Regions from separate parts of the Homo sapiens genome. Here all the other regions are linked to region 3. Evidence: chromatin contacts called from ENCODE Hi-C or POLR2A ChIA-PET data. All regions are on one chromosome and are shown on one strand. Each heading gives the region's core, a stretch centred on a gene start or an enhancer-like site at or near the end of the contact. The rest is flanking DNA. Distances are from core to core; before and after follow the strand shown. Region 1 has its middle 75 kb from the start of LINC01108. Region 2 overlaps DTNBP1 (dystrobrevin binding protein 1). Region 3 overlaps LOC105374945 (a long non-coding RNA gene). Region 4 overlaps JARID2 (jumonji and AT-rich interaction domain containing 2). Region 5 overlaps JARID2 (jumonji and AT-rich interaction domain containing 2). Region 6 has its middle 8.5 kb from the start of LINC01108. Region 7 has its middle 24 kb from the start of CD83.

Region 1 (3,401 bases), core at 883-3,382, 670 kb before region 3:
GCTGAAGCTAGCTGTATGTTTTTTTTTCATTCCTAGTGCATGACTTTTCCCAACATATCATGTTATTTAACAATATCCAACATATGGTGATCTTACTGCTCCATGATCAAAGAAGTCAGAGAGAATGAAGGTCCTAGAGGCAGGAGTTTGAGGGAGCCGATTAAGAGAGAATAGTCCACTAGTGTGGGGGAGGTGACTATGGAAACAGGGTGATTTATTTTCATTTCCTTTCTTCACGGTTCCATTTCATTCTGCAAATTCCCTGCTGCAATGCTGTATCCCCAGTATCTAAGCCCAGGCCTGGCAATTAGAGCACAATACATATTTGTGGATTCAGACTTTCAAATGCACGTCCTTGTGACATCCTTCAAACAGTGTACTGGTCAGGAACTCAAGAGTATGGTACATTTAAAAATCAAATACTATATCAAATTTGGAGAAGCATAACCATTAAGGTAGTGTATTTCAACACTGGTAGGTGCACAAAGCCTGCTCTCTAAAAGAAGCAAGTGGCCGGGTGCGGTGGCTCATGCCTGTAATCCCAGCACTTTGGGAGACGGAGGCGGGTAGATTACTGGAGATCCGAGTTCAAGACCAGCTTGGCCAACATGGTGAAACTTCGTCTCTACTGAAAATACAAAATTAGCCAGGCATGCTGGTGGGCACCTGTAATCCCAGCTACTCGGGAGGCTGAGGCAGGAGAAGCACTTGAACCTGGGAGGCGGAGGTTGCAGTAGGCCAAGATTGCACCATTGCACTCCAACCTGAGCAAAAAGAGCGAAACTCCATCTCAAAAAAAAGGAAGTAAGGGAAGTAAGTAACTCAGCTGGCAGGGTCTGAATCAGAGTGGATCACTTTCTCTGAGCTGCCCTGGCACAGCCCAATTGTACCTATGTCTCAGGCATGGTCCCCAGTGTCAGCAGACACACTGATCCTGGTGGAGGGAAGTGCACATCGTGCAAGGCATTCCCATAAGCCACCGGACAGGTGTTCAACTGCCCTCTGGGTAGCCTGACCCTGAATGAGTTTAAATAGAAACAAATAAAACCTAGGATCAGAAGGTTCTTATATTGTACTTAAAGTGGTTAGCATTTGTAGTAGGTTATCAAAGAATATTGTACAACATCTTTCCCTAGGGAACTTTAAGAATAGGATGGCTAGATCCTGCAGTCTGAGATATTTTTGTCTCTATAATAACACCTTAGCACGGTATCACAGCTTATAGTACGTGCCTCGAGGCCAGGCATGGATTAGATACCCTTCTGAGGCCATCTGCTCCCTGGATTTGTTTCAAAGGAATGAAACACGAGGTGGAAAGGGAGAGAGATAGAGAGCTAGAGAGAGAGGAGAGAAAGAGAGACCGATCCACGGACCCTATTAACAGGGTGAAATCTGCCTAAACTAGGAAGCCAGAGGAGTAAGACCCTGATGGAAACCACGCTTGCCTGTCGGTCCTGATTTTGCCCCAGTCCTTCAATACGCCTCTCACGGTTTGTGCTACGGTCTTCTGTGCGTTCAGGGGTGGGCTGGTTTATGTCAACATAGTGGGTTTACTGTAAAAATCATTATTGGTACTTTTGGATGTGGCTTTTCTATTTAAAATAATTAAAACCAACGAAGCTTTTTCTTTCTGACCCAATTCCTGGCTGTCCTCTGCTTTGGTGTCTTCAGGCCAACCCTGGGCTCTGGGAAGCTCTAAGGATGGAGCCTGTCTCCTCCACCTGCTACACGCAGGGCAAGAGGGCCAATGCGCACCCCGCCACGGCCAGGAGCCTCATTATTCTTTTTGTTTTAATTCCCCTGTGTGGATCCAAATGGCAGTCCCAGGCCCATGGATAAGCAACAAGTGGCTGGAGGAGGGACAAATCGGGCTCTCCGCGTCGCTCCCCGCCTGCTTCCTACCCGCGCCGCCGCCCACTGCCCCGTACAGGGGTCGCAGCCGTGGAGCGTGGGAATGGGACAGTCCCATTTTACAGCTCTCGTTCATCCCGCCTGCGGCAGGCGGCTCCTGACAGGGAAGAGCAAGCTTTCTGGACTTCCCCACCCGCGGTCCCACCGGGCCCGTGGCGCGCCCACGCCTCCTCCCGGGCCCCTTACCTCCCGCGCGCGGCGGGCGCACGCACCACCTGACTCGCGTTCTCATTGGCTGCTGCCTGTTGCTAACCCACGTGACCGGAGCCGCGCGCCCCGCCCCCGCGGGCTCCCGCTCGGCCGGCGCGTTCCTGCGGGCGTTCGCTGGCCGGCGTCGGGCTCCGAGCCGCGGGTCGCTCGCCTCGCCGGCTTCGCCCCGCCGCGCCGCTGCCGCCGATGCCCACAAGGTGGCAGTGCCGCGCTGCGTGTCCCGTCGCCCGGGTCCGCGCGAGCCGCGCCAGGCGGCCGGTGCCAGCGCAGCCTCCCGCAAAAGTTTCCCTGCTCCGGAACGGACCGGGGCATCGCACTCTCCTGGCGGGCTGGTGACAGTCCTCCCGTTCTCGGGTTGCCTCGGGGCGATTTGCACTTCACAGCCCCGCTGGCGTCTCCTGGCGTCCCGAACTTGGGGCCTGTCACTGAGGCAAGTCGATGTTTTCAGGAGTGTTTTGTTTTGTTTTGTTTTAGGATCTGTACGCTAATAATTGATCCTAAAGAGGCAGGCAGACACCCCGACAGCGACACCTCGTCTCTCTTCTGGGCGTCCGGCTGAGCTTGCCTCACTGCAGAAGCAACCGATAGCTTCCCTTTGCGCTGGTGGAAGACACAAGCCAGCAGCCCTTCGGAGGGGCCTCCCCGCACGCGCCTCTTGGGATCCTGACTTGCTTAGGAAGAGGAGGGCACGGGGAGCCTCCTGCTCTGCAGCTGTCCCCAGGATGCCCTTAATTCCCGGGACAGGAGAGATAAGCTCGTCTGACCTCAGTTGACCTCGCCGCAGGCGCCAGGCGTCCTCATTTACTGCGAGGCATTGGGGAGTCTACTTTTCTCTCTGCTCCCTGGGATTTTTTTCCTTACGTCACTTTTTTCCTTGTTGGCTTGTAGCTGGTCTGATGTCCCCTTACTGCTATCTAAACCGCCCCCCTCTACTCCCTGCTCCCACCTAGGCACGCGTTTGCCACTCTCCATTTTTCCTTTAAAGAAAACGTTCTGAGAGCCCTTTGAACCCAGCTGACCCTGGGAAAGGGCAGGTCCGTGGATGTGAAGGCAAGTCCAGCAACTGGGGCTGCACTTACCTACATGTGAAAAGGAAAGAGAAACACACCTTGCCTGCCCATTGTCTACACCACGAAGCCCGGATTCCATTCCCTGGTAGTCAGGCCTTTCACACTGGGCTGCCCTCCAGGTAATATCCAAAGATGCCCCCAGCCTACTCCAGCCCCTAACAGGACACTCAAAGGGACTCTGTGTTCGTGACTGCTGGAATTTCTGCTGAG
Region 2 (3,397 bases), core at 707-3,206, 740 kb after region 3:
AAATATACAATTAAGTTATTATTGGCAATAGTTACCCTACTGTGCTATAAAATAGTAGGTCTTATTCCTTTTTTTTTTTTGACACTTTCTAATATCCTAAATTTTAACTCTATTAAATATTTGTGCTTATAAAAACTCCCTCTCCTCTCTGCTAGGGTGTAAGGCTTAAAAACATGAATTTGGTCGGGGGGGAATAACATTTTATTCAAAAGTGAAAATTTGATGACAAGCAGTTTAGCAGTTTTCTTCAGACATTTTAGGTACTGACTTTTATCATATTAATATATCACGGTAAATCTGGAAAAGGCTAATAATAATGTAGTTCATGGTGCTTTTGAATCTAGCTTCAGGGACCACATCAAACAGCTACTATATGTGATTATGGAACGCTTAAATGAAACAATTTGTAAAATCTAAATTTTAGCCAATAACTGTATTTAAGATTTTAAAGAATGTCATAAATGGTACATAAGGAGTTTATATGGGGGAATCAGGCAAAATGATGTACTGCCATTTATATATATATTTTTTTGTAGAGACGAGACCTCACTATGACCTGGCTGGTCTTGAACTCCTGGGCTTGAGCGATCTTCCTGCGTTGGCCTCCCAAAGTGCTGGAATTACAGGTGTGAGCCACCCCACCCAGCCTACATTGTTTTTTGTTTTATTAAATGAAAAACTGACTAGGAGATTCAGCTTGGGAGCTAGTACTCCTAGTACTAAAGAAGCAATATTCAGCTCATTCTGTTATAACTAGTCTGACATGGTCTTAAAATGTATAAAACACTATCATAGCTAATAGGATTATTTAAAAGGCTGTTTCATTTTGATTAGTGATAAAAACTAGAATAGTTAAATTTAATATAGACTCCATTTAACTCTAAGCTACTTGGTGCATTCAGTATCGTGCATGTATGCTTAGCATATGGGGGACGGGTTAAGAGCTAGGCTTTGAAGCACAAGCTTAAAAACCCAGCTCTGCTCCTGCCAGATGAGATGCAATGTGATACCTCGTCTGTGAAGAGAGAGCTAACAACACATATCTTGCAAAGCTGTTAAAAGGATTAAATGAGCCGAAGTACCTAAACTTAATACTTGACAGTAAATAATTAATGTTTGAATATAAAAAATAGAGAAAATTTTTAGATTAGCTAAGTTTTATATTTAATAAAAGTGATTGAAAACTAATAATTTCATTGACCAGTAATGATCATGATGTAAACAAGATCTATGGATCTATTAGATCAAAATGTCAACAACATTTTCATTTTTATCTTACAAACTTACACACCTATAAGTTATTTTCCAGGCTATAGTCTTAGACTTAAGATCTCCTACAGGTAAAAGGAATTAAATTTCAAATGATTTTTCTGAAAAGAAACTATGTAATGGAGCCAACAATTATTCTATGCTGGAAAATGTGTATGTTCTTTTTACCTCTTTAATCTTTATCTGGACAGATGGCAATTTCCATTTAGATTCTAGCTCTGTTGGTTGACTACAGAGCTAATGAGGCCAGGAACTTAAATGAGGTTGATCTCTAGGCAGGCCAATTAATTTCTCACAGACAGAAATTCTGTTCTAGGTACAAATTGTACTTGCTGCCCTAGTCACTCTTTTGTTAATAACGTGGGGACCAGATGAAAACATGTGAGTGGTTTATCAACCTGGAATTCCTAATGAGAAACAAACTGTACATACTTCTGAATAGGACGGCCTCATGCTCTTGTGCTGAATGACAAATTTAGACTAAAAATGCTTGAAATAGTCCGTGGTCATTTTACTGCTAACACCAAATTCATATTTATGTTCTCCCCTTTAAAAAGCTTCACAGGCTCCCCAGCCCTTTCAAGTTAAACTCCTTATCATTCAGAGAGCTACTGCTCTCTGGCCACAAACTGTTTACTTCACTTCTTTCCTTCACATATTCTACATTACAGCAAAACAAGAGGAGTACTGAGCGTTGGTGCCTCCTCCTCCTTGCCTCTGCCTGTCCCTAACCCCGGCCTGTCTTTTCAGGCTTAGGCCAGTGGCAGCCCGCCCTCCTCCCACAGGGCTCCCTTCCTCTTCTGTGCTTCCCCAGACCTTTCAGCCTCACACAGGACTCACATTCTGACTGATATCATCCAACCAGTTGTGTACTCTCATATCTCTCAGGAATCAGTAAGGGCCTTAAAGGTGCAGACTGTATTTTTGCTTTTTTGCTATCCCCTAATAACCCTGTCTGTTGAATTCAATAAAGAATAATTTCTGGTGATAGAATGATTTTATTACTCTAACATGTAAAATAACTGAGAAGGCAAAACTATTCATGGTCATCTAGTTTAAATATTAAGAGACTATGCCAAATTTTGTAAAAGAATAAACATGAGCAGAGAACTTAGAAAACATTAAACAACATGATGATACTTTTAGTATATTAAACCAGGTCACATTATCAGTGACTTAAAACAGAAGAAATGATGAAAATTTTCCATTTTAACACTTAGCAGACTTGAAATCAGTAACAAAATATAAAATAATTGCATTGAAAAAAATAAAGGTTCATCCCCTTATATTAAACTTAAAAAAGCTCTTCATATAATAATGACAAGTACATACGTAATGTGTATTCCGAATATTTTATGTTGAATTTAAGTTAGCAGAAATTTAATTTCCCTGTCACAGCCTGCTCATTTCCTGTTGCAAAACAAGTTGCATATATGAGTACATTTGGTAACCAACTTAGGATGCATATACATAAAATACTAGCAGGCCTCCATGGACACAAATATACCTTTACAAGAAGCTCAAGCCTCACCATTTTGCTCGCTATAACAACCGCATATGTCTCATTTAGTGATCAGTGAAAGAGATAGGTAGAATTTTATTGTGAAAAGCCATTTGGGAATGCCTGACAGCTGTGCAAAAAAGAGCTTCACAAATTTTTGCAAGAAGGCCGTCCCAGAGGAAAAGCAATTCTGTTTGGAATTTTTCTTTGTGCCATTTGTTTCAAATACATATCATCTGTAGTGTAACCACTGATATATAAAGAATGAAGCAGCACACTAAAATTATTTCCCACTTAATGAGTTATTTTCTAACAAAATAATTAGCCTTATGGAACAAAGAACTCTCCTTGGCTGCAAACCCATAGGTCACAGAGGCCAGGTACTGAAAGACCACAAGACTGTTCAAATGCTTACGTTACACTTTTATGTACTAAGGTAATAAGGTAATGATGGTATGAATAAGGAAACTTTAAGAAGTACATTAACTTGCAAAAGCCATTATGGAACAAATGAGATCTATGTAGTAGCCTAAAAGGTGTCTAAGAGAATTAATGTGCCTCTTGAAGGGTCTAGCCTCAGAAAGGAACCTGGACATCTGATAATCTAGTCCATGAAAAACTGACAGA
Region 3 (3,495 bases), core at 171-2,670:
TGGACTCTCAGCATGGAAAGTTCCAGACTTAGGGTTTGTTTTCAAAAGAAACCAGATCTGCAGGCTAAGTAATGAAGTGTTAGGCCACAAAATACATTACCTCCCAGGAAAGCCCCTTAAACTCAGGCAAAATTCTCTCTTTATTTACTCACAGTATTTCACCAGAACTTGAAATTGTTAAAAAGTCTCTAACCAATGACACCACAGGAATGGCCCTTGGACAAGTTCTTGGTCAACCTCTGACAAACAACAGGGTGGACAGAAAAGAAAAAAAATGCACAAACCTATTTGCCAGGCCAGGTGAATGATGAGGTTTTTGTTGTTGTTGTTTCCATGTATTTGGCAGATGGTTACACCGTCATTTCTCTTCCTTTTAAAAGCTAATTCCAAATTTTCCTCTCTAGCATCCTATCACCTGAGGAAGCATGAAGACTTCAGGTGGGGGAGGAATTCAGCACCGATCGATTTTCCTTTCCAATTGGTTTTTTTAATGCAATTGATAATAACCAAAGACTTAAAAAGCCAAAAAGAAACTAATTTCAAAATGATCTCATCTTTCCACCTTGAAGACATATCACTTAATTGGAGACTCTCAAACAGAACCACACATCTGTTAACATTCCTGCATTTCCTCTATTGATTACCACAGGTCATTCCATTAATAGGAAATGGGCGAGCCAGGATATCACACTTTAATTTTTATATCATAATAGCTTGAGGATTAAGAGGAGGCCCATTTAGGAAAGGAATCACCCCAGGAAGGGGCAATTAGGAAAAGAGCAAAAAAGAGTTATCTTGCTGACCTTATCTCTATTAATTATGGAAAGTTCTCTCTCTCTCTCTCTCTCTTCAATTTTTATTTTTCTTTTTTTATGGAGATGGGATCTTGCTATGTTGCTCAGCTGGTCTTGAACTCCTGGGCTCAAGCAGTCCTCCTGCCTCAGCCTCCCAAAGTGCTGAGATTATAGGCATGAGCCACCGCACCCAGCTTCTTTCTCTGTCTCCCCCAGTCTCTCTCTCTCTCTCTCTCTCTCTCCCCTCTCAAGAGCTAATAAAACTAGTAAACAGAAAAGCCAAAGAAACTTAGGCTGCTCATGAATATTCATCTGAGGAAGGCTTCTGTCAATAAGGTGCATGGTGGGAGCTGGATTCTTCCCCTCTTCACCTAGGTTGACCAAGGGGGACATGAAGGAGCCCGTGCAAGCTCAGCCTGGGCACCCACCCATGGAAGGACAGCAGCCTCCAGGGCAAGGTCAAGCAGGAGAGGCCCCAGTCAGATTTCGATATTGAGAAGTACAACCATTTTGTGCTGTTTAAAAATACGGATGTGTAAAACCAGAGCGTAGTCATTCTTTGACATGCTGTGTGATTTTCCTACACAAATCAGAGCTTTAAAAGCCTTGGAGGGGATAAATGGAATCACAGGGCGAGTACAACAGGATACGGTGAGTCATTTCAACTTCCTGCTAAACATGAACCCTACAAAAGCTTGATGTGTCTCAGATTTTTTGCTGGGGGTTTTCCTCCTCGATTCAACCTCGGGTTTCTATGGCTTGCTCCTTCCTTCTTTTTATTTCTTTCTATGCATCACATTTGTCCTAGATCCTTCTCGGTCTATAAATAACATCATTGTGTCATGCTGGACACTGGGTTTTAAATGTCAGCATCCTGTGCGCAGCCTTACCCCATGAGATAATATGGTTTTTCTAACTGCATTCCTACAGCACTGAACTAACTGAGGTGTTCAGCTGCTAAAAATTTTCTTAAATGGTGACATTTTCATAACCCCAGGGTTAGGGGATGGGATTAAGTTAATGGATAGAATTTTCTAGAATTTTCTCAATGTTAGGCTTTTCTCCAGTAGACTTTTTTTTTTTTAGGTTTGTAGTTCTTGTGACTTCTTAAACAATGAACAAAAAGAAAAATGAAAAAGGAATGAATGTTTCTCTTGACGCAAAGAGGCAAGAATAGGATTTTTTATATTTCTGAATTAAATTTATTCTGCTTCTGATCCCCACCTGCCTAGCTGGTAGGAAATTCAGTCTCAGTCATTATTGAGGCTTCCTTCCCCCGCCGTGGCATTGTGAGTGCTATGTGGTACCAGGACTTGAATATGTGAGGAGGGAAGGAATGTACCAGGAGGTTGAGCTGTGGGGGCTGCCACTGTGGCCAACAGTCCCTCTCTCTCTGCTTCTGTTGAGCACTGGTTGCCTGGCAAGATCAGCACATCCTACTCTGAAAGAATTCAGGGAGCCCCCATGTAGCCACTGTGTCCACAGATACACCCATGGGACCCCCACCCTAACCCTACAGGCAACCTGCCACAATCCTCAGGAGGCACTTGGCACAAGAGGGACTGTCTGGGAGGAAAAACTTTTCCTCTACCCTCTTAGGTGCGGTGATTGGGGATGTGCAAACTAAACTGGCAAAAGATAGATGAGGACGAGAAAAAAAACAGATTATAATTGTATATGTACACACTGGAATTCACAAAGACTCAAGGAGTCTCAAGGAGGTGGTTAGAATTCAGGGCTTATATGCTACCCTATTAGGGGAAGGGGAGGGGCAGAGGGGCACTTCTGGGAAAACAAATGACTACTTAGAAATGGAGAAGAAATGGCACTTAGGGAAAACAAATGACTTTTTAGAAAGACAAATGTGCCCATAGGAGAATAAAAGGGAAAAATGATCTTTTTGTAACAATATCTGTTTGACTGTGGTACCAATTTCTCATTTCCAAGAAGAGAAGATTAGAATTGCTTCCAAGGAGGGGATTTATAAAAACTGAGTTCTTTTGGGAGGCTCTGCTTTTAGGCAGATAAGAGATTTCATGAACTCAAATGCCTTCAGCTCAAAATAATTTTTTTATGCCACCTTGGCTTATTCTAGACCCCTTCAGGGCCCAGGACCTCCCATGTTTAGAGATCCCAAAGCCAGTCCTGCTCTTAATTTCATGGACTCCCCCACTCCTTACCCACCAACCCAATTCAATTTCTCAACTGTGAACATTTTCTTTCATCCCTTTCCTTTCCCAGAAGGCCCAGTGTAATCCTACTCAAAGGGCCTTTACAACAAATATCAGGTGGAGTTGTCTTCTGGGTACCAACAAGTCATGCTTTGGTCTTATAAGACAAGACTCAGTTTCTCAGGAATGAGGAAGGTGAAAATACAACAGGGAGAACAAAAACACATATCTCAATAAACTGCCTGTCAAAAATATCAATGGAATGACTTAAAAACATGACTGTACTTTGGATATATGTATTTTTCTATTGTAATGTTTCATTGCATGCCCGCACATAACTTTCAGTCTCAATCATTGTTGGGGCTTCTTTCCCACCTCCATGGCATTGTCAGAATTGCTGGTATAATTATTTTACATTTATGGCCAGACACGGTGGCTCACACCTGTAATCCCAGCACTTTGGGAGGCCAAGGTGGGCGGCTCACCTGAGGTCAGGAGTTTGAGACCAGCCCGGCCAACATGGTGAAACC
Region 4 (3,669 bases), core at 973-3,472, 600 kb after region 3:
TTGCTAACTCCTTTGTTTTCCAGAGTGTTTGAGCTTGATTTAGAGACATTGGATTCACATGCTGATTTTTCTCATGGATTCAGTTTTTAATGTTAAGAATCATCATCTGCATGGATCTTAGGTATGTGCAGGGGCAGTGACTATCTGGCAGCATGTTACATGGAGCATATGAAAGAAGGGGATGGAATGAGGGTGAAGGGATAGGCTGAGCTCTCACCTAAAGGAGGGCATAATGATTCTACATTGACCACTGTCATTGCCACTAGGAGTCAAGGAAAGTGTAACTATCTATAGATACATATCTCTGTGCATTTACACAGATGAACTTCTGAGTTTCAAAAATCTTAGGAGATTCTACTTTTTCATTTTTTATTGTTTAAAATTTAAAATTTTATTTAAAAATTTTTTTAATTTTAAAATTAAAAATTTAATGCCTGTTAATTCAGATATTTCCAGGAACAGTGTTGGGATTTTTTTGTCCCCTCATGAATTTTGATGTCTCTCGGTGAGGGGCTGGTAGGATAGTGTGAATCCTGGCTCCAGGCTGGGAAGACTAGGTGGAATGAGTGGTCTTGGGTAAGCACCGACACACCCACCTCCTACTGCTGTTTCTGAGTTGTGCCCTTGCCCTCCTTGCTGTCCCTCTTCCGCCCTGTCTCTTCTGTCATCCTTTCTTTTACAATAGAGTCACAGCATCAGATAGAGGAGCTGCAGGAAGCATACCCAAACCAGCTGAGCTTAGTAAGGGGACTAACTTCACTGAAATGTACAAACCTTTCTGTGCTTCCTTTTCTGAGACTTGTAGATAACCAAACTGAAAGGCCTTTCTCACATCCCTGAGCAGCTGGCTTATAATTTTAATTAGATTGATGTCATCTGTGATTAGGCCTGCCCCCAACCTCCAAGTGTCTACCATTTTGATTATGTCGTATTTGAATTGTGAATGGGTTTTCTTTGATTTCAACCCAGCAGAGTCCCAGAACTACCATCTTGGGAGAAGCCATGGGGCTGTGCAGTCTGTTTGCCTGCACCTGAACTTCAGGGGAAGTTTGGTGGGGGGATTGTTGCAGGCCCAAGAGACCTGTATTTAGATCTGTCCAGACTGCAGTCCTTCTTGCTGTCCCATTCTGTTGTCCAGAGTCACCAGCCATTTCCCTGTTCAGTCTGTGTTAGGCCTGCCCGTTCCTGAGCAGGCACTCACTTCCTGGGCATGTCCCTCTGCAATTTAATTCATTGCTCTTCAGCAGCGTCATAGGGAAGTTTGAATCTTATTTAGTCTGAGGTTTTCTTTCTATTGCTATGCCTGGGCATTTTTTAGATCTTAACCTGGTCAGAAAAATTCCATTTCCTGTGCAAGTCAAAGAGACAAGCACGAAACCAACTCCACTAGAATTTTTCCTACAGAATTTGTGAGTTTTTAGCAAATGTGAATACCCGTGTTAGGAAAGATTTCATATTTACATGTTCCCGAAATTGCTGTATTTGTGGAGGATTTGGAGAGAGCTCAAACTCATTTTATTGTGATAAGTGCTGAAACATAATCATAGAATCTTTGCCATGTTAACAGTGGTGAATGATATTAACCATTTATGGAGTTACCTTTTCTCTCCTAAATCAAATAAGATTAACTTCTGTATAAATGAGAAAAATGTAAGCCCCTGTGCTGACGTAAGCGCTCTGAAAGATAGCACAGATGAACACGGCAATAGGATCTACCCACAAGGAGCTAATGGGAGATGATGTCTCCTGGCACATCTGTCAGAAACGTCAGAAGACATTCAGGTCTTTACGTGTGTTTCTCCTGATGAAACAGGTTTCAGTGTCTCATTCATCTTTGTCATTCCCTGTCACTTGGTGATGCTACCTGGGTGACTTGTCTCCCTTGTCTTCTGATGTGCGTGCCCCCCCCCCCCCCCCGCTTTGTGTCCTGCCACCCACCTCACACCCATATACCAAGGTCCTTAAGAGGGGGGTGGTGTGATCGTTGGGGCTCCATTAAGACATTTTGTAGTTTTTGTGTATATTTATGGGTTTTATGTATTTGTTGTCCCTTTGTAGGCATCCGAGTACCAAGTCTTTTGTGAAGTCATATGAAAAGAAAAAATCCCCACAAGCCACTACCTGGGATATAGGTCTCTGCAGAGTCCTTCCTGCTGTTGCCACATGGCTTGAATGGCCTTGGAAGCCAAAGAGTAACAATCCACAGGATGTCAGTGCTTCCTTATGACGCCAGTGGAGGGAATGGAATAAAGCCAGCTTAGTAATATACAGGCCACTTGGAATGCTCCTCCGATTTCAAATGACCCGGGGGAACATGGTGGTTTCGTGAAACCAAAGTCAGCTTTGAAGAAAGCTAATGTCAGCCTCAGGTTCAGGCAGTACTGTAGAAGAACACTGAGCTCTCAGTAGCTGGCTAGCTGTGCTGCCTTCCCCAGTCTATTTCACATCCGCTTTTATATCAAGGCAGATGACAAGGAAACAAACTGACGTCAGTTTATTAAAGGAAACACTTGTGATATTGGGAGTAATCCCTCAGGCAAGAGGTGCTAATTGAACCTAAGAGTATTTCTGAAGTTACTATTTTCAACAGTAGAGAAGGAAATTATTGATCATCTCATCCAAAATTGATAAAAACCTAAGTGTAGCAGTCTTTCAAAATTAAATATTCTCAGCTGTGGAATATTCTCATGCCCAACATTGCTACTTCCTCAACCATTTCTAGATGATTAAAATTACACTGTAATGCCATGTTGCTCAATATGCATATTTGTTGTCATTTTTGTCTGTTCATTTCTTAGGAATGTCTTTGCCACCATCGAACAGTCATCAGGAACTTAGTTGCATGCCTTTTTTTTTTTTTTTTTAGCTACTCGTTAGCTTGTGTGTTCTTGGGCAAGGTATTTACTTAGCTTCTCTGATTCTTAATTTCTACTTCTGTGAAATCAGCATGATAGAGTAGATTAGCATTAATTTGTCCAGTCATTGATTCATTTATATCCCAGCATAAGGAAACAATGAGGCTGTATCATGGGCAGCAGTAGAGCCATTCAGATCTCTAATGGTGGATGCCAGCCATTGTTATATGTTCAAGGAAAATGACATTTCCAAGATCACTATTCAGCTGGGTGAAGGTTCCCAACTAAAATTTTGTCCCTGTAATCCATTCTTCTTTCCCTGAGATAATAGTGACTTGTCCAGATTAAAACTTTTATATCCCACCGTGTCTTCAACCCCATTTACATTGCTATCTATACTTTGTTTTCTTCATTCTTTTATAACCCTTAGGAAAACTGGTGTACTGTTGCATCCTCCAAGCAAAGGCTGAGTTGCTGAAAGTCAGTAATAATCCCGGTTGACACCAGTCGTTTACACAAGAATCCTCCAAGTGGTCAGACTGCTGGGATCACCTAGAGCTTTGTTTTCATGTGTAATAAATACAGATCAAATGTTGGCAACAGTTCCCATGGCAGCTAAAAGTTCTTTCCTGCAAAATTTCACTGAGGTCCATTTCTCTGTAAGTTTAGAGCGGAATTCCTAGAAATTTCTTATAATGGGATTTCATTATGAGTATCCATCAGTCATCAAAGGGAGTATTTATTTAAATGTGACATAATATAAAATGAAACAGATCTTCCTATAGAGGGTTCCTTGCAATAAAAAGGCAATCAG
Region 5 (3,636 bases), core at 717-3,216, 580 kb after region 3:
CTTTAACCAAATTTATTGCGCTTGAAAGTAGGCCTGTGGTTTATGAGAGTGTGAGAGATATAGAACCTTAATTAGGAAGAGTTTGCTTGAAATAGGATCTTTTTTCCCCTTATGTGTCATGATTTTATTGCCGCACGTAGGCCTATATCCTCCAGTCTCTGCTTAATTTATTTTTAATTTTCTTTTGCTTTTGCAGGCCCAGGCTGCAAGCACAAAGGAAGTTTGCTCAGTCTCAGCCGAATAGTCCCAGCACAACTCCAGTAAAGATAGTGGAGCCATTGCTACCCCCTCCAGCTACTCAGATATCAGACCTCTCTAAAAGGAAGCCTAAGACAGAAGATTTTCTTACCTTTCTCTGCCTTCGAGGTAAGACTTTGCAACCATCGGCGGAGGTCTACGTGGAATCTACATGTAAGCCTGAGGTCTACGTGGAGTAACCTTAGCTTTACTCTCTGCCATGTTCATTTTTCTGTCCCCAACCTGGGTTGAGGGGGAATTGAAAGTGAGAAATCCCACCGAGAGAGTGTGTGCTGGGTGTGGCTTTTGAACCATCAGTTAAGTTTTATTTCCTTTTTAATATGACTCTTAACACCCTACTTCCTGGCTTCTCAATGCACAATTATGCAGTTTCTAACTTTGACTTCTAATTTGATTTCTCTGCACCATACCACCACCTTGACACACACACATTGCTGACTTGTTTTGTAAGGCAGTTTTTTTTTGATGCAGGACTTTGGGGCTGTGAAGGCCCCTTTCTTTGTGCTTCCTAAGGCCTGTCAATAAGCCATGGTGATGAGGGACTTACGGTTCTCTCAGCCCTATATTACGTTAAGGAAAACAGTACTGGTACTTTCAGAGTCTAATTGACAGTGCAAATACTGGTCCATGTTTCAACTCGGACCAGTTAACGGAGGCCAGGTGGATTTGGGATCTGCTGAATAGAGTTATTTGTGAAAGTGTTTGTTGCAGTTTCCTTATTACTAAGTTTTCTAATAGCTGTGAGGAAAGAACACAGAAGATTGAGAGAATAAGGAGTCATTTCTGGAGGAATGATAGAAAATTTAGGAAGTCCTGAATGCAGAGAGTTCCTTGGGTGAGGTTATTTGAGAGAAAATGAGCAGAAGGAGAGGGCCTTTGCTATTGGACATCTGTGGGAAAACCTTGAGGTTCATAGTCACTTTTATTTGATAAATATTTTGATAATTTATTATTACAGACAGATTTTAAGTTAACCTTAAAAAGTTTCCACCCATCATCCCTCACTCAATACATTAGTGTGTCTTTCCTTCAAATAAGTACATTTTCCTATAACTGTCAAAGTTAAGAAGTTCACAGTGATACGTGGCCCCCATGCAGTCCTCAAACCTCTGTTTCACATTTGTTCTGAAGGTGCTTTGTAATGTCCAAGTTTAGAGCAAAAGGACCCAGTTCAGAATTAGGCGATGCCATTAATTGTCTGTAGTCTGCTTAATCTGGAAGAGTTCCTCATTGTTTGTCTTTGACCTCAACACTTGAAAATTACAGGTCAATTATTTTTTAGAATGTCCCTTAATTTGGGTGCCTGGTGTTTCCTCATGATTACATTCTGGTTTGTGTTCTTGGCAGGAATGCCACAAGGGAAGTGATTCCTCCTCCTTGTTGTTGGGTCCTCTGTGGGGATACACAGTTCAGTCCTTCCCTTTCCACACTCGTGTTCATGCTGATCATTCGACTGTGGTGGGCCTGTTAGGAGTAAAGTTGCCCGTCTCAGCCTTTGCAGTGTATAAGTGTTAAGAGAGGATATTCTTTGAAACTAGTACATACTTCTCATCATCTTTATCATAATTGTATGCGTATGGGCTTCCTATTTTATTCAAAGGGTTATAATCTGTTACTCCTATTATGTATTCTGATGTTCAGATTGTCCCAGATCACCGCCTCATCCGTGGATCCTCATCAGGCTGGCTTTTTATTCCATTTGACATGTCCCTGTCATCCTTCCAGCCTTGCTTCTGGCACAACAAAATGTTCCAGGCTCATGGTGTACTTTCCCGCCCTCAGTCCTGGAATTGGCCATGTCTTCAAGGAGCACTGCTTTCTTATAGGGATAAGTGCTGTTGAGGAGCCAAGATCTGGGCACTAGGGATGCTGGGAACTATGGGAATGTCATTTCTCCCAGGTGCTCTTAGTAGACTGAGGTTGCATGTTTATAAGGGTCTATCCGAAGTTCTGTGTATATTAAAATCCGTGAGTTAGCAGCCATACCTCCAATTTCAATTTAACACTAAGGGAGGTTCATGTGCATTCATCCCTGAGGAACTTGGCTCCTGTAATCCTTAATATACTTACTTGCTCTGTCTTTTCAGTGTAATCCACCTCCCATCTCTGCTTCTCTGCTGCCCCCACGATGGGAAACTCAGCCCTGACACCCCATATGGTTGCTCCTCACCCCCTCTCCTTGCCCAATTGCCCTGCCTTACTAATTGGCTTTGGGACTGAATTGTTGGGGGGGAAATTTTGACATTATAGGATAGTTCTTGGTGATTCTTAACACATAAGAAAGGAGAGTTATTAATGTATTTGTTAGAAATTTTGTAGCCCTTGTCGGTTGTTGAGCCTTGAAAACAGGGAGATACGAGGTAGGTGGGGTTCCCACCAGTTTATCTCCATTAGCTTTTTTGTTTGTTTTTGGAGACAGGGTCTTGTCTCATATCAAAATAAGAAGTTGTCCACTTCTGGAGTGCAGTGGCACAGTCATGGCTCTAAGCAGCCTCGACCTCCTGGGCTCAAGCCATCCTTCTGCCTCAACCTCTCCAATAGCTAGACCTACAGGCGCAGGCAACCACACCCAGCAATTTTTTTTTTTTTTTTTGGTAGAGAAGGAGTCTTGCTGTGTTCCCCAGGCTGGTCTTGAAGTCCTGGGCTCATGCAATTCTCATGCCATCTTGGCCTCCCAAAGTGCTGGGATGACAGGCATGAGCCAACATGCCTTAGTTTTTACATAGATTTTGGCTGAAAGATTCTCCTGATCTTGCATGTTGAGTATGAAGATGGAAAGGAAGCTGTGAGAACTAAATATGACAGAATCTTGTGCTGGATTGGCTGTATATAGAGAGAAGAACATGGCCACTAGACTGTGAGGCTGGTAGAGTGTGGTGTGATGATCAGGAATGGAGAACGAGTGGGATGTGTACTCAGAAGGATGTATTTGCCCTAAAGGAATCTTTGAAGGATCAGCAGCAATGTGATTCAGGTATATCTAGCCGCGCTTGGTTGTGCCGTCTATAGTCCATCTCTGTGGAGGCTGACACGGTGGAATCCTTGACACCTGGAGTTTGAGGCTGCAGTGAGACATGATTGTGCCTCAGCACTGCTGCCTTGGCAATTAAGTGGCACTTTGTCTCAAAAAAAAAAAAAAAACAATGGTGATATGGGACTCTTAATTTGTGACTTTGGTCTTGCGTGGCTTAAAATTTTTTTTTTTAAATGACAAATAATAATTGTACATATTTATGGGTCACATGATGATTTTGTGATACATGTAAGTGATCAGATGAGGGTAATCAGCATATCTCATCTCAAACATTTATAATTTCTTAGTGTTGGGAACATTCAACATCCTCCTTCTGGGTGTTGCTAACTGTAGGCATCCTACAG
Region 6 (3,688 bases), core at 848-3,347, 600 kb before region 3:
AGGGAAATGGGGCACTAAAAATACCCACGGATGTTTCCAGAAACCTCTGATGTCTGGGCTCCCACTGTGGATAGCCTGCCAGATGGCTGTGTCTCCCTCAGAGCTGTGAAACCCACCAGTGTCAAGGTTGGATCAAAGGCGCTTTATGGCAACCGGTCAAAGAATCAACCAGAACAGCTTGGCGTGTAGGCAATCTGCCCAGGCCTGACCAGCCATGCCCCTCATGAAGAGGCCACATTGCCATTAGATATCCAAATTATAAGTGACTTCCAGATGCAACCCCAGTGAGCATCCTCTTCTGACTGTCCTCTGTTGCCACCCTTGGGGCTCTGCTTCCAGCTCTTTCAGCTCTATGTGGAGATTGGCAGCCCCCAGTGTGCTCTTGGGCCTGGAGGGACTCTACACAGCTCCACACTCGGGCTCCCTTGTTCATCCCAGCAGCGGCGAGCTTGGCAAAGCCAGGAAGTCTGGGATGAGGCCCAGGAGTGTCTCCCTCAGCCTGCACGCAGCAGCTGATAGGAAACCACAGCTGCCAGCAGCAGCGGCTGCAGAATGCTTGTGAGGGGCACCCTGCTCATAGCCATGGCTCCTGGGACAGGACGGAGCATGAGCCTCCAGCAGAGGTGGGTGGGGGTGAAGGCGAGGAGGCAATAATGCCTGCCCCTGATGCGCAGGGACGCAGGTGCCAGGCTGTGCTGGGGAGCTGTTCTAGAAGCCTAGCCTGGACTGGAAGGGCCCTGCCTGTGGGGGTTAGGGCAGGATCAGAGGAGTTGGGCAGGCAGAACTTTCTCCTGGGGAAGCACAAGTCAGAGGCGGTGGATGGGTGTCTTAGATAGGTCCTTCTGAATGCAGACACTGAGGCAAGACTTCAAGCACAAATCATTTATTTAGGAGGTTAGGCCAGGAAGCATGGATGGGGGAAGGGAGACAGATAAGGGAGGGAAGCAAGGGGGCTTATTAAGCCATTTGCCACAGTGGGCACCTGGAGCTTGATCCCACAGGGAGCTCCCGGAGACACTTTAGAACATGCCTTGGATTTAATCCATCTACGGGACGAGGAAGCTGGGCATTATCCAACAGTTCCTTGCTCATGATTGCTTGAGGCAGGCTTTCTGGGCAGTGACCTGGCACTCTGGATTCCCTGCAGGTGGACCTAGAAGGTTCCCCAAACCAGGCAAAAAGCAGAATGCCAGGGTTGGCAGTGAGCAGCCTCAGACATCGAGGGAAGTGTGGAGGGGATATGGGCTGAGTGCCAAGGCATCTTTATTAGGGAGTCTTGGCAAATAAGAGAACCTAAACATGGTGCTGCTGGGAGGTCAGGCCAGAGAGGGAGCCCAAAGAAGGTGAAGTGGTGGGCAGAGAATGAAGGAATTCCTGGAATTGAGAGATGACAGTTACCTCCCTTTTTAATGGAGTGCCTGAGCCTCTGCTGTGGAGGGGAGAAGATGCCACCTGCCACGGTGATTTGCTGGTCACTCTGGTCTCAAGGGGAAGCAGGACTATTTTCAGGTGGGCCATGCCTTTCCTCCTACCCCTTCCTAAGCACTTTTAGGAGTATCTGGAGTATGGAATAGGCCCTTTAACCCACAGAGCTGTGAATGACTTTTAATTAACAGGAAATGCTGTGGCACATAGCACATATAGCAGACATTGAATCTGTCTCTAATTAGAGACATTTTGAGGTTCTGAACAGCTCAAGTCTGCAATTCTCATTCTCCTTACATGCAGCCACTCGTGACAGAGGGAAGGGCCAGCACTGCTCCTGAGTCCTGGGCTCCTGGCTAAGGGTCCTCCTCCTCTTCCTCCTCTTCCTCCTCTTCCTCCTCCTTCTCTTCCTCCTCTTACTCCTCCTCCTCTTTCTCTTTTTCTTGCTCTTCCTCCTCCTTGTCCTCCTCCTCCTCTTTCTCGTCCTCTTCTTTCCCTTCTCCTCCTGCTCATCTTTTTTTCAAACTGGTTGCCACCTCTAAAATTATACTTTGCTAAACAACAAAAAAACCCTTAAATATAAAAAAATAAAGTGGTGGGAGGATGTGGTTTATTTTGGTCTGCTTTAGGTTCTGGGTGCATGAGCCAGTGCTTATTTTCAGATCTGTCTATTCCTCTTTCTGTGTCTTGTGATCTCACTTAACTCATCCTGCTAGAGTCAACAGATCTCTCCGTGCACAGGAAGCCAGACTATCAAGGCAGCAAAGAGTTTTAAGGCAGCTAAGTGAACAGTTTTGGTTTTTTAAGTGGAAAATTCTTTAAACGTGATGCTACATTTTACTTTTGATAGGTGACTAAAACAAATCCAGGAGATGGGAAATTCCATACCTGGTATTTCCTGAGGCCTGCCTAGCAATGGATCTGACCATTCTCTTTCCACCTGTGTGCTATCTTCCCGCTCTGAGCTGCCATCATCTCCATTGCTGTGATCACTGTCATAGCCTCCCTCCTCCACTTTGCCTCCCTGCAGTCTGCTCTCAACACAGCAGCCTGGGTGACCTGTGAGAACATGCCAGGTCAACTTTCTGCTCTGCTCAGAATTCCCCCACAGTTTCATGGATTGCAGAGGCTGCTCAGTGGGCTGTCCCACCCCATCTCTCTGGCCTCCCTCCTACTCTTCCCTGCTCTCACTCACTCACTCCCACCTCTCCTGCTGACCAGTCCCTTTGCTACATGCCTCAGGACCTTTGCACTTGCCGTCACTCTCTCTCTCTAGAATGTTCTTCTCTTGTTCTCTAGGTGGCTTATTCCTTCAGGTTCTTGTTGACTTGCTGCCTTCTCACTGAAGTTTTCTCCAATTTTTCTATTCAAAAGTGGACACTAAACCACCTTTCCTATTGCCATCTTGCTTTGTTTTCCTCCATAGCCCTGTGTACTATCTAATATAGTATACATTTTCTTCTTACTCATTTTGTTTACTGTCCATCTCTCAGTGAATGTGGCCTATTGAGAACAGGCATTTTATCTGAGTTTTCACTGCCTTATGTCCAGCACAGAACAGTGCCTGGCACATAGTCAATGTCCAAAAACACTTGTTGAATGAATCCGTGGCAGGCTTCAGGGTGGTAGGACAGGAAAGAGAAACACCTACTGGGCTTCCCTTAACCCAGAGGTTGCAGTCGGGAAGCCCACAGAGACATTTGCTTTAGCTTGCACGGTGTTTTTCAAAGACTCAAGTTAGTCATCAGTGCTGAAGAATACGGTGACTACATCTCAAAAGAAATAATAATAATATGGTGACTTCACACAACACCCAGATAACTGGCATAGCTTGAAAAATATAGAAAAATCAGAAGTGCCCCTTGCATATGGCAATACTGAGCAGTAGCCACTCGCCAAACCACTTTGATGGGCACCCTCTCCTGTTTCACTCACTACCCAGCCCCTGGTGGGCAGGTGAGTTCGAAGAAGGGGAGGAGGAGATGGAGGGAGAGGTAGGGGGCAAAAGACGGGGAGGAGGAGAGGGAGAGGAAGGTGGGGGCAGGAACCAGTGCAGCCCCCAGATGCTGCTTTGCCAGCGAGGGGAAAGTGCCCCTTGCATTTAGCTGCCCAGGTTCCCACTGGCAGCTGCTCACAGCGTCCTGGTCCCTCTGATCTTTGAGCTGTAAAGCCCTTTGTCACATCCAGGCTCCCTAGCAACAGCAGCCATACAGGCATGTGGTCAAGAATGGATGGGCACAAATGCAGCTTAGGAGAGGAAAGA
Region 7 (3,862 bases), core at 739-3,238, 780 kb before region 3:
AATATAACATGCGATTGTAGTAATCTGACCAGTCATCTGGAAAGTTCCAGTATATGAAAAGTAGATTTGTATTTAAAAAAAAAAAAACACCCTTTCATTGAATGCTTTAATATAAAACAAACCTTCCTGACTTGTTTTATAAAAAGAGGAACTATACTACATTTGAAACTAAACTGTGGGAAAAAAAATGTGGTTCTGAAGAATATTCTCTGGTCTTAAATAGAGAATATGAAAATCAAATATGATCAGCTGTCATACACAAAAGTGTATTTTATTAATAAAAATGAAACAGAGCACTGTAAAATAGGAAGTAAACATTAGCTTTACACAAGGTTTTGCTTCATAGTCCTTTTAAACTTAATCTTCGCCAAAGGCTGAGAAGCGATTCACAGGCCTTTTAAATAGGTGGCTTCACTATCTCTCACTTATTTCTATTGATGTATTTTGGCTGGGAAAGAGAAATGCTTATATTCAATATCTATGGAATTGAGAATTTGAATATTATCTTTATCAAAAAAGATAAGGCATATGACATTGAGTATTAATAGATCAGAAATATTTATTTGATTGACAACTCAGTTACTTTTGCTTCTCCAATGGACACTCCATAAATATTCGAATGCGTCTTATGTCTACTGTGTGCATAGCCTTATGCTAATTCCATGAATGCAATGGTGATGTGTTTCCAGCTAACATCTGGAAGCCTTATTCTGCCAAAGATGAGAGATCACGGTACAGAATGTTCCTAATAAGAGTATTTTATTATCCATCCTGTACTCGCATGGTCCCTGTTCTCAATGACTTTATAGTCTTGTTGATAAGGTTTCAAACATGCAAGTATTGAGTAATATGTCAGACTGACTTCTAGAAAACGTTTTATTGACTATGATCAGGGGCCCAAATATAGGACACCAAAAAGAAGGATTTAGGGTGGACAAGTTGTAGAGAAGCTAAAGGAACCAAGGAAGGTGTCACAAAAGAGGTGGTTTGAGGAGTGTGTGATGCAAGGATAGGGTAATAATTCATCTCTAGTCTAAATCAGACCTTATTTTGGCAATTTTATTAGTCATCAACTACCGCAATAATGTATAACAAATAATGCCCCAAGTCTCACTGGCTGACGCCACAAACATTCATTTTTTTATTCACAGGTCTGTGGATTGGCAGGGACTCAGCTGATCTTGGCTGGGCTCCACTGGGCATGGCTCCAGGCTCCAGGTCTACTTTGGGCCTGCTTTATATATTTTGTTCTGGAACTGGCACCACCTGGGGCATAGTCTTCTTACGGTGATGGCGGAAATACAACAGGCCAAGTCAAATCATGCAAGCACATTTAAAGCCTCTTTTACATCATTTCCACTAGCGTCTGTTATTCAAGGCAAAGCCTGTGGCTGAGCCAAGCTTCCATGGGGTGAGGAAAAACACTGCACTCATTCTAGTGAGAGCCACTGCAAAGTCACATGGCAAAGGTCACGGGTGTAGAATTCTGTAACAGAGAGAGAGTGAAGAATGGGAAACAAAAATTCAATGTACCCCAGTCACATTTTTGAAAAAAATAGTGGAAAAATTGCAAACAGTATAGATTAAAAAAACAACAACAACAAAACCTGCACAGTACAGGAACCAAGTGAAGAATGTAGGTGGAGATAATTGTGTTTAGCTGGCCTGAAATGAAAAGACTAATAGTCACTTCCACCACTATCTTTGAGTTTGCAAGTTTGTGAGGGGCCTAATGCTGACTAGTGGACCCTCCTGGCTGAAAAAAAAAAGACAGTAGACTGGAGTTAAATGAGAACTCAAGTTGCGAGAAAAATCTTCCCTCTTTGGGAGATAAAGCCCTGGCAGCAAGAACTGAAGGAGGTAGAGTACTATTTCTGCATCTTCAGGGAGAGCTGCAAGGAGAGGGAGCTGTGTCTTGTCTCACTGAGGTGCCTGGACAAGATGAACATTTCAGGTCTTTTTCAGTTCTAGGTTTCTATGATGTCAGTGCTACTTCCCTTTCCAAAACCCCACAGTGGCCAGGCATCACAGTGCCACAAGTGAAAAGACCCATGACTGCCTTTATAAGTAAGTTCTTCTTTTGGTTTCTCTGGCAGGAGGCAGATGGAGGAGGAGAGAAAGGCCAGAGGTCTGTTTTGGGGTTGTTGTCTCTGGTTGTCTAAGTCATGCCAAGACACCACCCCTTGGAGCCTGGTTCCTGACATCCGGCAGCATGGCATACTTGAAGGGCATGATGTGGGGATAACAACAGAGCCCTGGCTGAGTCCGGTGGCTCACGCCTGTAATCCCAGCACTTTGGGAGGCCGAGGCAGGCGGATCACCTGAGGTCAGGAGTTTGAGACCAGCCTGGTCCACGTGACAAAACCCTGTCTCTACTGAAAATACAAAAAAAGTTTGCCGGGCATGGTGGCACACACACACACACGCACGCACACACACACACACATGCCCCCATAAGCATCCCAGTATTTGGAAGCAATCAGTTGATTTTTTTTCTTTTTAGAATTCAGTTTGGTGTTATAGGGACACTGCTAGCCTCAGGCAGTGCCGCAAGAGCAGATCAAGGCTCTGATTAAAAAATTCCTCAGTTGCTCCCAGCTGGAGATGTCTGCTTACAAAGCCCTTACAAAGAAATGTTTTTCAATAGGCAACATTCTCTGGTCTGGCCCCACCAAGGAAGTACAGCAGGAAATCTCACAGGCATCCCGATTGCCATTGCCCTCCTGCTCCCAGACACACACTTGGCCCCAACTGGCCTCTGACATGCTCCATGGGGAGCAAAATGGACTTGCTCCATTTTATCCATTGCTCTGGGCTCCACGGTGTTAAGCATGATGGCTTGGAAACTCTATATACCCAGTAAATGAATGCTTGTTGAATAACTTAATGAACACACCCCATGTCAGCCTATCTCCTCAATGCACATCCGCCAGCCACCTCAGCTCAGGCACCTCGCTGATTTTCAAAACATGGGCTAAAAGCTACCATAGGGCATCTAATTATACCTTCTGGTGTAGAAGGTGTTCTCTCATAGGAGGCCTTAGCCAAGTTTGAGAACAAGGACTTTGTATGGAATGAGCTGCATAATGGACAGCACTGGCTGGACCAGCCATTGGGGGTGTCTCTGGCTGAAATTTAACAAAGTTTCCATAGACCTTTTACCAGATTTACTGAGAATGTTGATTTCCTCTATTAAAGCTTAAACGTCAATTCAGGGGAATTTCCCCATAAATGTTGTGAGACTAAACGTGGCTTCTTGTGGGTTCCACATGGGAGCTCACCAGGATGTTGCCCAGCCTTTGTAAAGGTCTGCCTGGTTTCCTGTACCTAGTGGTCAACGTCAGCAGCTGTACCTGTGCCCAGCATTGGGAGGCTCGTCCTCGGCCCTCACCCGGCCATAGGCAGTCAACATCACTAGTTCTCCCCTGCTTAGCACCCAGTGGCTGCCTTTTTGGCCTCTAAACTTGCTTCCCTGTGTTCTTGATCCCTGAAGCTCACCACTGGTCCACCTGCCAATTACTCACTTTAATCTTATCAGAGTAGATACCCAGGTTTTACATTTCACCCAACAGAACTTGAGTCCTAATTCTCATTTCCTTCCTTTCATCCATGAGCTTTACATGGGAATTTGCATTTACAGTTATGCCTGTGAATTCAGAGGCCTCCCCTGGACCAGGCGGTCATGTGCTGAGTGAGGCGGGTGACCAGCTTGGAAGCCAGGGCGGGAAGTTCGCATGGCCCTCTGGGTGAATCCTTTGCTTCCCTGCTTTGGAAGACAGCTGGCTGCAGAGCAAGAGTTCTCTTGTGTGAGGCCCATGGCAGTGTCGGACCCTAAATGGCCATTGGAACACACCCCCAGGTT

What was found. Hi-C counts contacts between places; a loop is a spot of excess contacts on that map. ChIA-PET counts read pairs that join two places held with the same protein, here RNA polymerase II (POLR2A). Pooled maps may share reads with other maps.
Region 1: a loop to region 3 is called in a map of gastrocnemius medialis, with 4 times the contacts of the local background. The contact joins two enhancer-like sites. A Hi-C loop is called at or near these places in 14 of 168 maps with a recorded cell type or tissue (PC-3, cardiac septum, endothelial cell of umbilical vein and 4 more), 13 of 37 single-sample maps with no recorded cell type and 26 of 50 pooled maps. POLR2A ChIA-PET finds 5 or more read pairs at or near these places in 1 of 52 experiments (GM12878).
Region 2: a loop to region 3 is called in a map with no recorded cell type, with 4 times the contacts of the local background. The contact joins two enhancer-like sites. A Hi-C loop is called at or near these places in 1 of 168 maps with a recorded cell type or tissue (heart right ventricle), 1 of 37 single-sample maps with no recorded cell type and 16 of 50 pooled maps. POLR2A ChIA-PET finds 5 or more read pairs at or near these places in 1 of 52 experiments (HEK293).
Region 4: a loop to region 3 is called in a map of heart left ventricle, with 2.1 times the contacts of the local background. The contact joins two enhancer-like sites. A Hi-C loop is called at or near these places in 1 of 168 maps with a recorded cell type or tissue (heart left ventricle) and 1 of 50 pooled maps. POLR2A ChIA-PET finds 5 or more read pairs at or near these places in 1 of 52 experiments (WTC11).
Region 5: a loop to region 3 is called in a map with no recorded cell type, with 2.7 times the contacts of the local background. The contact joins two enhancer-like sites. A Hi-C loop is called at or near these places in 2 of 168 maps with a recorded cell type or tissue (PC-9 and endothelial cell of umbilical vein), 1 of 37 single-sample maps with no recorded cell type and 9 of 50 pooled maps. POLR2A ChIA-PET finds 5 or more read pairs at or near these places in 1 of 52 experiments (WTC11).
Region 6: a loop to region 3 is called in a map of naive thymus-derived CD4-positive, alpha-beta T cell, with 4 times the contacts of the local background. The contact joins two enhancer-like sites. A Hi-C loop is called at or near these places in 2 of 168 maps with a recorded cell type or tissue (both naive thymus-derived CD4-positive, alpha-beta T cell) and 11 of 50 pooled maps. POLR2A ChIA-PET finds 5 or more read pairs at or near these places in 1 of 52 experiments (activated B cell).
Region 7: a map with no recorded cell type shows a loop between it and region 3 (16-fold over the local background). The contact joins two enhancer-like sites. A Hi-C loop is called at or near these places in 1 of 168 maps with a recorded cell type or tissue (GM12878), 4 of 37 single-sample maps with no recorded cell type and 4 of 50 pooled maps.

What each region holds. Positions count from the first base shown.
Region 1 is chr6:14,208,984-14,212,384 of GRCh38, forward strand. No RefSeq gene overlaps it. Among named protein-coding and RNA genes, the nearest start is that of LINC01108, 75 kb to the right of the region's middle. RefSeq lists silencers at 852-901, 1,992-2,431 and an enhancer at 2,682-2,741. Within about 2 kb of position 2,133, at least 30 of the 41 ENCODE cell types and tissues checked have a DNase peak (open chromatin) inside an H3K27ac peak, as active enhancers do; they include GM12878 and gastrocnemius medialis, where a contact is called at or near this core.
Region 2 is chr6:15,619,840-15,623,236 of GRCh38, forward strand. The region is part of intron 5 of DTNBP1 (dystrobrevin binding protein 1); the gene reads right to left. Among named protein-coding and RNA genes, the nearest start is that of DTNBP1, 41 kb to the right of the region's middle. RefSeq lists an enhancer at 1,916-2,015. Within about 2 kb of position 1,957, at least 20 of the 41 ENCODE cell types and tissues checked have a DNase peak (open chromatin) inside an H3K27ac peak, as active enhancers do.
Region 3 is chr6:14,875,856-14,879,350 of GRCh38, forward strand. It overlaps LOC105374945 (a long non-coding RNA gene), which reads right to left. Exons shown (of 5, transcript XR_007059473.1): 3 at 1-415. Among named protein-coding and RNA genes, the nearest start is that of JARID2-DT, 370 kb to the right of the region's middle. RefSeq lists enhancers at 8-67, 850-1,350, 1,131-1,320. Within about 2 kb of position 1,421, at least 13 of the 41 ENCODE cell types and tissues checked have a DNase peak (open chromatin) inside an H3K27ac peak, as active enhancers do; they include GM12878 and gastrocnemius medialis, where a contact is called at or near this core.
Region 4 is chr6:15,471,614-15,475,282 of GRCh38, forward strand. The region is part of intron 5 of JARID2 (jumonji and AT-rich interaction domain containing 2); the gene reads left to right. Among named protein-coding and RNA genes, the nearest start is that of DTNBP1-AS1, 73 kb to the right of the region's middle. RefSeq lists an enhancer at 1,824-3,023. Within about 2 kb of position 2,223, at least 7 of the 41 ENCODE cell types and tissues checked have a DNase peak (open chromatin) inside an H3K27ac peak, as active enhancers do.
Region 5 is chr6:15,451,810-15,455,445 of GRCh38, forward strand. It overlaps JARID2 (jumonji and AT-rich interaction domain containing 2), which reads left to right. Exons shown (of 18, transcript NM_004973.4): 4 at 197-366. Among named protein-coding and RNA genes, the nearest start is that of DTNBP1-AS1, 92 kb to the right of the region's middle. Within about 2 kb of position 1,967, at least 7 of the 41 ENCODE cell types and tissues checked have a DNase peak (open chromatin) inside an H3K27ac peak, as active enhancers do.
Region 6 is chr6:14,275,079-14,278,766 of GRCh38, forward strand. No RefSeq gene overlaps it. Among named protein-coding and RNA genes, the nearest start is that of LINC01108, 8.5 kb to the right of the region's middle. Within about 2 kb of position 2,098, at least 7 of the 41 ENCODE cell types and tissues checked have a DNase peak (open chromatin) inside an H3K27ac peak, as active enhancers do.
Region 7 is chr6:14,092,308-14,096,169 of GRCh38, forward strand. No RefSeq gene overlaps it. Among named protein-coding and RNA genes, the nearest start is that of CD83, 24 kb to the right of the region's middle. RefSeq lists enhancers at 2,028-2,157, 3,051-3,180 and a cis regulatory region at 3,029-3,529. Within about 2 kb of position 1,989, at least 8 of the 41 ENCODE cell types and tissues checked have a DNase peak (open chromatin) inside an H3K27ac peak, as active enhancers do; they include GM12878, where a contact is called at or near this core.